2 separate regions of the Homo sapiens genome follow, and region 2 is linked to region 1. Evidence: chromatin contacts called from ENCODE Hi-C or POLR2A ChIA-PET data. All regions are on one chromosome and are shown on one strand. Each heading gives the region's core, a stretch centred on a gene start or an enhancer-like site at or near the end of the contact. The rest is flanking DNA. Distances are from core to core; before and after follow the strand shown.

Evidence for each region. Hi-C counts contacts between places; a loop is a spot of excess contacts on that map. ChIA-PET counts read pairs that join two places held with the same protein, here RNA polymerase II (POLR2A). Pooled maps may share reads with other maps.
Region 2: a loop to region 1 is called in a map of breast epithelium, with 16 times the contacts of the local background. The contact joins two enhancer-like sites. A Hi-C loop is called at or near these places in 2 of 168 maps with a recorded cell type or tissue (K562 and breast epithelium), 6 of 37 single-sample maps with no recorded cell type and 2 of 50 pooled maps. POLR2A ChIA-PET finds 5 or more read pairs at or near these places in 3 of 52 experiments (A549, HEK293 and MCF 10A).

What each region holds. Positions count from the first base shown.
Region 1 is chr2:11,869,139-11,875,494 of GRCh38, reverse strand. No RefSeq gene overlaps it. Among named protein-coding and RNA genes, the nearest start is that of MIR4262, 35 kb to the right of the region's middle. RefSeq lists an enhancer at 4,571-4,640. Within about 2 kb of position 2,659, at least 3 of the 41 ENCODE cell types and tissues checked have a DNase peak (open chromatin) inside an H3K27ac peak, as active enhancers do.
Region 2 is chr2:11,927,624-11,934,032 of GRCh38, reverse strand. No RefSeq gene overlaps it. Among named protein-coding and RNA genes, the nearest start is that of MIR3681HG, 76 kb to the left of the region's middle. Within about 2 kb of position 3,397, at least 5 of the 41 ENCODE cell types and tissues checked have a DNase peak (open chromatin) inside an H3K27ac peak, as active enhancers do.

The DNA.
Region 1 (6,356 bases), core at 1,410-3,909:
CCTGCAAAGACACATCTTTGGCCAGGTCTAGCTGAAACTCAGAGTATATAGGACCCCAAGGACAAAGAATTCCATATGCGTCAGATTCCCAAGACAGAGGGGAGTGAAGAAGGATGAAAAGAAACCCTGGAGAGGCAAACAGAAGTTATCAGACACAGCCATCATGTGGGAGAACCAGATATGGGCATGAGACCCACAGGGAGAGTGGGAGAGGAGGAGGGAAAGAATCAGGGTGGAGGGGAGGGAAGAGGAGGGGAAGGAAGGGAAGAGGTGGGGAAGAGTAGGGGCACAGGGGGCGGAGGGGAAGGGCAGGGGCGGAGGGGGCGGAGGGGAAGGGTGGGGGCGGAGGGGAAGGGTGGGGGCGGAGGGGAAGGGTGGGGGCGGAGGTGAGGGGATGGGGGGGCGAGGGGACAGGGGGGCAGGGTGCTGGAGGCGGGGCAGGACACCGGAGTGGGGAGGAGGGGAGCGGACGGTGGGGGGAGAGAGGGGAGCGGACGGTGGGGGGAGGGGGGTATGGGGTCGTAGGGACGGGGACAGAGGGACAGGGATGGAGGGAAAGAGAAAGAGTAACAGTCAAAGAGAGTTGAACTAGGAAAGAATAAGGTTGCATAAAGAGTACTGGCTCCCCACCATTGAATTTCAAGTCAAGGTTAGAAGATGACCGAGTTAGGAATGCTCTAGAGGAAATCCAATGTTAGATTGGTTTAAATGACTTATAAAGTTGCTTCTAACTTGATATCCCAACATCTTATAAAAAAGGAGATTAAAAAGGTTTGTTGTTGTTGTTAAACAATTGAGATTTCCTCCAATCTCAATCTCCTCCCATATTAAATATCTGCATTCAGCTTGCCTGAGAGATCATAGAAAATGCTTACTAAGTATGGCACCAGAGTTAAATTTCCGATTAGGCCGAATTTTGTAGTCACTTGAGATTTTTTAAGAAACCTGTCCTGTTTATTGTGACAACAGAATGACCTTGACAAGGAAAGGAAATATTTTCTAATCCAAACAACTTCAGAAGACCACGTTCTTTATCACCTCAAGAAGCATCACATTTGCTCCTGAAATTTGATTCATAATTTCCCCACGGTCTCTCTCAAATGGAGTCACACATTACAAATGAGAGAGCATCTAAGAACTAACTACAAACTTTGTTAACTTTTATGCTTTTGCCTTATAGTTTACCAAATAATGTTTTCTCCTCCCACTTACCAAGAGCTATGGTCAAAGTTAATTAAAATCTAGGGTAGCTGATGCTTCCATTTCCTGAATGGCAATGGAAATGATTCAAAGAAGGTTAGCAGTTACATAATTACTCATAGTATATTTTATATACCAGAGGCATCTCTTGTGGGCTTTGTATTAAGTGAATAATAGCAATGTTGTTTTGACTGAATAATATTTCAGTTAACTCCATGGCCGCTAAGTAGTTTACACTTAGAAAACCAAGAAGACCATTTGGAAATGTGTGCATTGAAATCTCCCATACGTGGTTGCACAATATGCTTTTCATTATTGCACAATGTCGTCAAGAATGGAACTAATAAAGCTGATATTTCATGGTGCAGGGTGCAGACTAGCAGTTTGATGTAATGTTTCAGCTCACAGTTTCTTGTATACAAGGAACGGATTAAACTGTTCAACTGCAGACAAAGACCACCCAATGTTTAGCTGCTCAGGTGAGGTATAAAAAATTGGCTCACCGCTATTTTCTCCCAGAATGAATGTAACTGATTGACCTATCTCCAAAACAAGCTGACAAAGTCGTAAATTGATGAATTCAGTTCCTGTTCTGGGAAAACTATGAATTAATTCAGTTATGTTCAGTAAGCCAAAATGTTGTAGTCATTAGGAAGTTTTTTAAGAGCAGTGGTTTTGATGTCTTTGTTCCTGCATTGTCAGTGGTAAGTGGAAGGCTTGGTGTTGCGATAGATCCACGTGACAGTGCATTAGCAGAGAGCTGTTCACGCACAGGCATGCCGTGTGGGACAGCAAAACGAACCCTCTCTGTGTCCCTGGAAAAATTATCAACATGTGACTCTCAATGCCAGAATTTCACCCAATCACTAAGAAATCCTCATCCCTCACATAACCTCTCCTACCCAGCATGGGCTTTTTAAGTCCTAAGCTGAATGGGCACCACCTATCTCTTCTCTGCATTCATGTAGCAAAATCCACTTTCATTTGTACATTTGTTCAGAAATCATTTTTGCTCTGTGCAGGAGGTTTCACAGACCAAATCTCATCTCATCCACATACCAAATCTGCCATGCAGGGATATTACTCCCATTTTTATGGTTATTTGCCTTATTTTCACTCACTTCTAGTGGTGTTGGTCCATGTGTTTGCTAATGCAGCTGAGCGTAGGAGAGAGGTTTGCCCAAGGTCACCAGGTTAGTAAGTCAAAGCTGATGTCAAACTCCAGGTCTGTCTCAATGCGTGTTCTTTGATCAGCTCCTGTACCAAACTATTTTGTATTTGGTCAGACACTGCAGCCTCCTCAGTACTGTAGCTGCATCCATTTTCTCTTAGTCTCCAACAACAATCATTTTGGATACATAACAGACACTGTCCACCATGTTTACACAATACAAATAGCTCATTCTCGCTGCGTACTTACTATGGGCTGGCACTGTTCCAGGTGCTTTCCAGGTTCTTTACACCCTGTTCAATTCTCACAACAATCAAGAGGAAAGTTACTAGTGTTATCTTCATTTGACAGATGGGAAAAATGAGGCACAGAGGGGTTAAGTAACTTCCTGAAAGCCACAGAGCTAGGAAGTAGCAAAGTTGAGATGCAAACCCAGGCTGTCTGTCTCTAGTTTGTGTTTTGGACTTCTGCACTAAACTGTTTCAGGGGTTCCTCTATCAACATAAGGAGGCTTTATTGATATAAGCAATCATTATTTATCATTCTTTACTAAATGTCTCCTGCATGCCAGCCTTGGACAGGTCCTGGGAACCCAAGGGTTAATAAGACAATGTGGTCCTTCTACAATAGTGGAAGAAACAAGCACTAAACGACAAAGAGCTATGAAGGAAAACACACAGTAAGCAAAAATGAGGATGGAGAGTGGAGGACAAGGCTCCTTTCAGCCTCAGCGGTCAGAAAATGCTTCCTGGGTTTTTTGGTTTTTTGTTTGTTTGTTTTTGTGACAGGGTCTGTCATCCAGGCTGGAGTGCAGTGGCACTATCACAGCTCACTGCAGCCTTGACCTCCTGGGCTCAAGCGATCCTCCCTCCTCAGCCTCCTGAGTAGCTAGAACTACAGGTACACACAACCATACCCAGCTAATTATTTTTTGTAGAGACGGGGGTCTTGCTATGTTACCTAGGCTGGTCTCAAACTCCTGACCTCCCACCTTGGCCTCTAAAGTGCTGGGATTCAGTCATGAGCCACCATAACTGGCCTCTCTGGATCTAATTTGATGAGATTCAGCACTGCCAAAAAACAGAACTTACAGGTGGGAACGAAACAGTTTCCCTCCTTCAAAGATCATTTTCTCAGCCTAAGTTTGCATCTCTACTCACATACCCTTGCCAGGTATGTGGCTCCAAATAAGTTACTTAACTTCTCCAAGAAACCATTTTCCCATCTATAAAAGAGGAGTGAGAACAATAATCACCTCATAGATTGCTGTGATCATTAGAAGTAATGTAGAGAAAGCATGGAGCAGATCCCTTGCCACATGGCAGGTCCTGGGCCAACGCTTGTCCTTGCCTTTCTTTCTCCTCTTCAGCCTGATCAGCTGCATCAGGGCTGGAGCCTGGTATCCTGGAGCAGGTATGGAGGGAGTGTTACAGCCCAGCCACCCTCATACCTGGATCTTCTTGGCCAGGCACATGACATGCTCATAAGTCTCTAAAGTAAAACAGATCTGAGGCCGGGCACAGTGGCTTATGCCTGTAATCCCAGCAATTTTGGAGGTCGAGGCAGGAGGATCACCTGAGGTCAGGAGTTTGAGACCAACCTGGCCAACATGGTGAAATCCCCCCCTACCCCAAGTCTCTACTAAAAATACAAAAATTAGCCAGGTCTGGTGGCGGCAGGTGCCTGTAATCCCAGCTACTTAGGAGGCTAAGGCAGGAGAATCACTCAAACCTGGGAGACGGAGGTTGCAGTGAGCCAAGATTGTGCCATTGTACTCCAGTCCGGTCAGCAAGAGCAAAATTCCATCTCAAAAAAAAAGAAATGTAAAGCCGATCTGAGTGTCAGCTGTGAATCACTACTGTGTAGGCCAGGTGGACAAAATAAAGCCATTGATTTTTTGGTAACTGCTCTCAAGTCTATCAGTCAGAATAAGGTGGGTTTTGCTGATATAATGAGAAACAATCCCAAATGCCCAAGACTTCAGACAAGAAAGGTTTATTGCTCACTTGTGCTACACGTCATCATAACCGACAGAGCCTCCTTCTTCAGGGACCCAGGCTGAGGGAGGCTCTAATCCTTGTCTCTGCAATGGCTGAGATTACAGAAAGCAAAATGGCCCATCAAACACTAGTTTTTGAGGCTTCTGTCCACACGCTACAGTCCATGACAGGTCACATGTACCTAATTTCAAGGGAGTAGGAAGTTGCAATTTTACCGAGTGCCTGGAAGAACAAGAAATACTCTGAGAACAGCACCCATGAGAACTACCAGGAGTTTGTAGAGACGCTGTGCCACAGCCGAGCTGGAGAGGGGAAATCCCACCTCAGGAGGAAACCATCCCCTTCTGAGCAATGTCAGTGTGGCTGCCCAGCAGGTTCCCTCTCCCCTTTGGGGAAGCACCTCACATTATCCACAGCTTCTCAAACATCTCCCCAAAAGCAGCCCTAACAGTAAAAGGAGAATTCAGAGCACCCGGCAATTTAAGTGCCAAAGAGACCTTCCACTGGTGAGCAATTTCACAAAGCCTTGTTTTACCCTATAGTTCATGTGGATCTGCAGCCTACTCCATTGTGTGTTACTGTGAGTTTTAATATCAAAATCAATGCTTCTGCAAGGTGTGCGGTGCTTGTGTTTTTCCCTCATTGCTAACCCATCACTTCATGTTTCTGGAAAATCTCAGTAACAGATCCCTGACATTCCAAAACATTATTCCTGAAATTTTCACAAATTGCCACAATCCCTAATTCCATCACTTTCTTACTTAGGTTGCTTTTCTTTTTCTAGATAAAAATGCTATCTGCCATTCACTCAGAGCCTCGTGTGTGTCAACAACTTGGCCTGCGTTGCCTCATTCCAGACATACCAGTTTTCCAGGAAAGGGACAGCAGGACTGGGGTCTCTCCTAATGATTAGGAAGTAGAAACTCAGGGAGATTCAATGACTTGTCAAAAGCCACACAGCAAGTAGCAGAGAAGCAATTTGAACCCAGTTCCAAGCAGCTCTGAATCCTTGCCTTTTCCACTGTAATCATATTCCCTCTTAGCTTCAGCTAAGAAATCAAACTCAGGTCTCCATCAACGCAAAAGCGAACCTCAGGCACCAGTTGTTTTCATCATTGGTGCAAGATTTTGGTTCTCTTTCAGGAGCAAGCTTCATCGAAAAATAAAGTTTTACTACTTTGCAAGTAGTGTTACAGGAGTCACTACAAAGCAGGTGCCACACGAAGATAGCCTTGATCACTCACTACAAAGTAGCTCCTTGTCACCCGACAGCCTCATAGCCACTGGGATTCTAATTCACAACTTGGAAAGACACAGACCACTATGGGTCATGGGCCTTTGGGGTTCCTGGTGACGACTCAAATCAGATTGTAAAATACAGAAAGAAGAGTCTCCACCCACCTCAGGGTCTGGATGACAGGAGGAAAGGTCCACTAAGAAGAAAAGCCATGGGTACGAAAGTGGCGCAGTTTCCTTGATGCGCTTAGAGCTAAACTCCAAGGCTCCACAGGCCCATGCTGATCAGCCTCGTGCCCAGTAAACAGGATCCTGAAGGCATTTACCCAGGCCCAGCTGGGAGAAAACATCACAATAGAGAATCAGCTCCACCTGTCAACTCTGGTTTCAAAGACAGCCTTTCCAAACCTTGTTCTCAGTGGCAGAGCCATTATGTTTTACATTATTTAAGAGATGGGTCAAGAATGAAATTGTAAGCATAAAAGTAATGAATGTTACAAAACAAAAAATTAAAAAATACATTTGACAATAGAAAATGCTAAATTCCTATGTGTCGAAAAAAATCCCCAAACAAAATTATAAGGCCAATGACAACCTAAAGGGGAAAACATTTCTAATGTATAGGATAACATGTCAATGACTTCAACACAGGGTCATCATACAAATCAACTTAAAATATATGTCCTTTGTCTGAGGAAGAGAACATTTGCAGAAGGATAAACGGTCAAGAAGTATTTCTAAAATGTTTA
Region 2 (6,409 bases), core at 2,148-4,647, 58 kb before region 1:
TGGATCTGAGCCAGACTCTCAAAGACACAGCTTTCTTTGAGGTCACGTGATTGCCTACACCAATGGGCATTTTTCATTGCACCGATCTGCTTGATTTCCCTGAAACATTTCACACTGCACCATGCCCTTTTTCTTTAGCATTTGAGTTATCTTTCTCCCGAGTCTCTCCTTTGTCCATCCATCTTTCTCTCTCTCTACTGTGGACTCCTCTTTTAACACAACCTTGAGCTATCGACACTCCTGGAGGTTTCTCCAGGACTCTCTTCATGTCCCCGTGCACAATCCTGGACATTCTTTGGATCTGTTTAATTCCCATCTTGCCCTCAGTTCACTGCTCATTTGTGACTTTCTAAGCAAATAAAATCTCCCTGCCATACCCTCTGATGACACCATGTGCCTCTCCCTCATAGCACTCACCACTGCTGAAATTTTCCATTTATATATGTGGCTGTTTGCTGAATCTCTCTCCTTCAAATAGACTGAAATGCCATCTGGGCACTTTGTCCAACAACAGGATGTTGTTTAAATAATTTATTGTACACATACTTGATGAAATAACATTAACCAGTGAAAAATCACCCTAGGAAAAAAAAATGACTTGGAAAAATACTCCTCGTACTTCTATGATCTGAATGTTCCTTATGTTGAAATCTATCCCCAGGGGATAGTATTAGGAGGTGGGGTCTTGGGGAAGTGATTAGGTCATGACTATAGAACCCTCATGAATGGAATTAATGCCTTCGTAAGAAGAGGCCTGAGAGAGACCCTTTGTCCCTTTCACCATATAAGGACACAGGAAAAGATTGCTGTCTATGAGCCAGAAAGCAGGCCTTCAGCAGGCACAGAATCTTGGACTTCCTAGCCTCCAGAATTGCAAGAAAATTTCTGTTGCTCAGTTTGTGGTGTTTTGTGATAGCAACCAAATGGATGAGGACAAATACATATCACGTGATCCCTTTTTGCAAATAAGTATATACATATGTGCAAAAATACTGGAACAACAGACAACAGCTTATAATCGGCATATATACTAGGATAGCATAATTAAAAGAGATTGTTATTTTCTCAGCAATAGTAATAAGGCTGTTACAACTCAGGGTGAATTAATGAGGAGATTTGTATGCTTAAGGCTTCCCTGGGCCCATCGTTTTTTAAACTGAGCACCTACTATATGCCAACACTGACTAGGTATTTTCAAATTTATTATTGTGTTAATATTACATATCCAGATGAAGGTGCTAGAAATGTAGTCAGGCTTTTCTTTGCTTACTAGAAGAGAGAGAAGCAGCAATAAGTCAGAAAGGTCCAGAGCTGTGGGCAAGGGCTTCCTGGTCTACCTTGGGTTCCTCTGAAGTTCTGCACTCATTCCACAAATATTTATTGCACAGTCCTGGCTAGGCACTGGGAATACAGGGCCAAATTAGATGCATTCTTTCAGCACAAGGAGTGTTTCCCCAGGGAGACAGCCAGGTGAGAAGGGGTCTCCAAGGAAACTCCACCCGGCCTGTGCACTGGGATGGAGCCACAGAAGTTTGCACCATTTGCAGCAGGGAGGATCCTGGCTCCTCCTCTTCCTGGGTGGTACATGTGATTAAATCTGCAAGGCGGGAAGCACACAGGCAGGAAGTACACTCTCTCGCTTTGCTAAAACCCCTTTTCTTCCTTTTCATCCAATAAAACCCTGCCTTACTCACCCTTTGAATTGTCTGCGAGCCTAATCTTTCATGGCCATGTGACAAGGACCCCGTCTTTAGCTGAACTAAGGAAAAGTCCCACAACACCAACTCAGACATGTAAACATAAAGGCCAATAAGATTTGCAGATGCTGTAATAGAAATTCAGAGGGACACAAAACAGGGAGTTACCGTTGTGACTGGAGAAGCAGGTGACGACAGAAGTGGCTCTAGGAAGCCTCTGAGGATGATAAAACAGTGACTCATGTGTGTAGAGTGCTCTATAGACTTCAGAGGTGTTTCCGACTTTTTATTCCGTCACTTACATCTATCAAATGACCAAGGCTGGAAGCGTTATTCTCATTTTATATTACAGATGAAGAAATAATAAGTTAAGACTTTTATAGCACTCTCAAGCACTTTACAAGTATTAATCTCTTCTAATTCCCCATAACAACCGATGAAGGCAGGAACCATTATTATCTTCACGTTACAGCTAAGGAAAGAGACCGAAAGAGGTTAAGTTATTTGCCCAAGTCATCTGTGAAGAGCCAGATTTAAAATACAGGCAGTGTGTGTAATCCCAGCACTTTGGGAGGCTGAGGCAGGTGGATCACGTGAGGTCAGGAGTTCGAGACCAGCCTGGCCAACATGCTGAAACCTCATCTCTACTAAAAATACAAAAATTAGCTGGGTGTGGTGGTGGGCACCTGTAATCCCAGCTACTTGGGAGGCTGAGCCAGGAGAATCGCTTGAATCCAGGAGGCAGAGGTTGCAGTGAGCCAAGACTACACCATTGCACTTCTGTCTGGGCAACAAGATCGAAACTGTTTCAAAAAAAAAAAAAAAAAAATACAGGCAGAGTGGTGCCAGGGTCCAGACCAGGGCCAGCACTCTGTGATGCTTCTCGGGAAAGCCCCAGATAGTTCAGGGAAGGCAGGTAATTTGCTCAAAGTCATAAGGCTGGGAAATAAAAACTCCTGGATGAAAATTCAGACACTCAGTCTGGATGCCCACGCTATGTCCATTTTTCCCATGATCGAATAATTTTCAGAGGGTTTGGAAAACCTAGAAATGGAACAAGGAAAAACAGAACTAATTTTTGAGTGCTATCTGCCAGGCACTGTATGAGGCGCTTGACACATGAAGGCATTCAGTCTGCAGTGCAACCCTAAAAGGCTGTAGATGGAACTGCCCCCTTCCACACAGAGGAGACCTCGTTTCAGAGGGAGAGCCACGGTCAGCCTAGAGTCCCAGAGGCTAGGCCTGTTGATCCCAAGGAGCAGATTCTTGTTCCTTCCCCAGTGCCCAGGAGGGCATGCTGCCAGTGTCCACCCAGGCAGATGTGCCTCCCAGAAGGCCAGCCATGTGCCAGGCACTGGGAAACGGATTAATCACTGTGCTGTCCACCCTTGAGGAGGCCTTGGCATGGAACATCCCTCCCACCAGGGAAGGGGACAGAGGTGGCCCTGGGGTCCCTGCCTGACCCTTAGGTATTCTGCACTCCCTCCACCCCAACCCACCTCCAAGCAGGAAGCAGGAGAGGAAACCTTGCAGTCCCAGTCGTGAGGCCTCTGCTGGTTTTCCAGCAAGGCCAATGCTTGATGCTCACTTGTGGCACAGTTTTGTTCCCCAGCATGGTCACATGAAGCCTGGGGAGAGGCCACTTCTGATTCCATCTGCGTCCCATGGCTTCCTGCACAGTGTGTGCACTCCAGTCTGCACGCCCACGCAGGGTTTCGTGTATTCTCATTTCCCCTGCATCTCCCACCGTGACCCAGAGGCCTCTGTATTTGTTCTCCTTTGCTTTGCAAAAGGCCCAGGAAGTGCTTCGTCTACTTCATACACTCAGGAGAACTGTTTCCTTCCCAGTTGATTTATACTTTCCACTTCCAAATCCCTTCGTACATGTGACCTGAATGTGCTTAACAGCATGTTGAGAGGAACTGTGCAACTTACCCTTCTGGGGGAGGAAAGGAGATTCAATTATTTTATGGGTTATTTTGGCAAAAATCCCAACCAGGATGCTGATGCCACAGCCCTTGACAGAACAAACACATCAGTCCAGCCGGGGGCCCCAGCAACGTGCTCACCCCTGCCCTTCCGGGAAGCGCCAAATGTTTTACTATGCACATTTCAAGAAAGCAGTGGCTTGATCTCCAAATGTTTCTGCTTATTTTCAAAAACAAAAAAGGAGCCAGCCAACCCACAAAGAGATTTTAAACAGGGGCCCAAAAGCTAATAGACTTTCCTTCTGCAACATACAGTTGGTCAGGCTTGATGATTATCAGTTAAACTGGAAGTGAAGACTTCCCTTGAAATGTCCTTGAATTTCACCCAGAACAGTGGTTTGCCAGTTACAGAGCATATCTGTGGTGGGTCACCCCCACCCTTGCCTGTGGCCCCAAATAAGAATAAGCTGGGTTCAGGCTCCATTCTGGAAACAGAGCAGCTAGACGACTCCAAACACTGGGAATACCAACATCTCAACAAGACATTGGTCTCCATCCCAATGGCTTCTGCTCCTAACAACCTCGGGAGGCTTCCATTATTGACTTGGATGTCAATGCATTGAGAATCCCCATTAAGCGCTACTTTTGAAAATGTGCTATAAGTCTCACGTGGTGAGATATTTCACATATATTATTCGATTTAGTCCTCACAAGAAGCCCTTTCTACAGCTGTAGAAACTGAGGTCCTAAGAGGATGAAGAACTTGCCCCAAGTTAATGCAGCCACTAATTGGCCATCATAGGTTCATCTACTTCACTTGGTTAAATTGACTACGCAGCTAATTTTTAGCATAACTACAGACAATGCATTTATCATTCGATACAGAGAAGGTTTCTTTTATTATCTCCAGCCACCCCTCATTAGAGAATGGGGTATCTCTTAGGCAGACTGTGGCCCATCTTCAACCAGCTTTCATCATTTTACTCTTGCATCATCCCTACTTCTAGTTCTGGGGTCACTTCCCACTCAGTCTCCATCTCCATCCTAGTGGCCCTGCATTTTACCAAGACCAATGTAGACACTCTCATTACTCGAGACACAGAGGCGAACTGCAAGTTGCAAACAGCATGTGTGTAGGTCTGGCTACTTCTAATCTCAGCTGCTCTCCTCCACCATTGTCCAGGCCTAGGACCTCAGACACGTTGCCTTCACTACTCCCACCCAGACTGACTCCTGTTGGGCCTTCACAACTATCTGATGTGATAAGTAGGGCATTTTTATTTTCATTTTATAAATAATGAAGTTGGGATTCAAAGAAGACCTCTGATAGACAAAGTATAAGCTTTGGAATCACAAAGATAGGACTTATAATGCCTGCCCTCCTACTTACTGAATAACCTTGGCCAAGTTATTTACTCACCTTGAACCTCAGATTGTCTGTAAAACAGGAATAACCCAACAGGTCATTAAGAAAACTGAATGGGACAGCATGAAAAATACAAATCCCTGTCGAGTAATAAGAGACAAAGGAAGTATTAAGAAGCAGGGCAGCAATGCAGACTTGGTGAAGGGAAAAGGAACACCCCATTCTAGGCTGACTGAGCTTAATCCTTGAAAGAAGTCTTAGTTACTGAACTTCATTTTGATTTAAAAAATAAAAAAGAAAAGAAATTTAAACCAGATCATTAATATGAAATTAAGAGGGGAGATTGTTTAATCTCCCTTTAAGAAGAACTCTTAACCCAGTCAATCAACGATTATGACCTGGGATCTCATTGACCAATATCCACCTCCTGCAGGAGCAGAAGCAGAAGACAGTCCCTACTCTCGGTTGTATGAGTCTTTACTAGGGAGGCTAAACTCACATTGGTGAAACAATAGAAACCAAATGTAAAACCCACGTGGTACAAAAGCAGGCTTAATACATACCTGGGAAGCAGGGTAGATGCAACTGGTAAGAAGGTAGGGTTTGAATTTGAAGATGAAGCAAAGGTGGAGGCTAGGTTGAAGGTTTCTACTCAAGGTAGCCAACATTTAAAAAAAATCAGAAGGCGAATATGACCCAAATTCCTTATAAAATCATAACAGCAAAATCTTCTATTCATTGAATGCATAGTACATGCAAGAGCTCATTTGATTTTCTCATAATCATGAAACTGTTTTACAGATCATGAAACTGAGACCCAGAGAGTTAAATCACTTCACAAAGACCAAGCAATTAGTAAATGGCAAAGCCAGGATTCAGATTCAGACCTGTTGGATTCTCTCCACTGTGATACAGATCAAGTAGGCTGAAATCCAGAAAATCTCGAGTTCAAATATCAGGAGAAAAGAGAAAACTAGCAGACAAAATCCAGGGTCAAGATTTGGGAGGAAATCTAATGGACTGTGATCCAGGACAGAGAAGAAGCTGAGAGTGTGGCTGTCAAACTACAGCAGCAAACCAAGGTTCACCTTTCCCAGCCATTGGCCACATGTCAGTAGAGTGGGGCAGGCTGTTTTAATGTTATGGTATCTGATTGGGGCAGACACTTGAACTTCAGAAGAAAAAAGGACCAGGAATACTGAAGCAGTCAGGGAAAGCTCCCTGCAGAAGCTGGGTGGGTCACAGCTCACAATTGTCCAATGTTAAGACCTCCAATCTTCTCCAAGCATTCAAGAGGGCACCTGTGACTAGTTTATACGTTTCTCTTGCAAACTAACAAGATGACATATTTCTCACCTCCTAAAACAGGTTGCCTTTTGTGTTGACTTTATTCATCTTCTCAATATCTTCTAGGATTT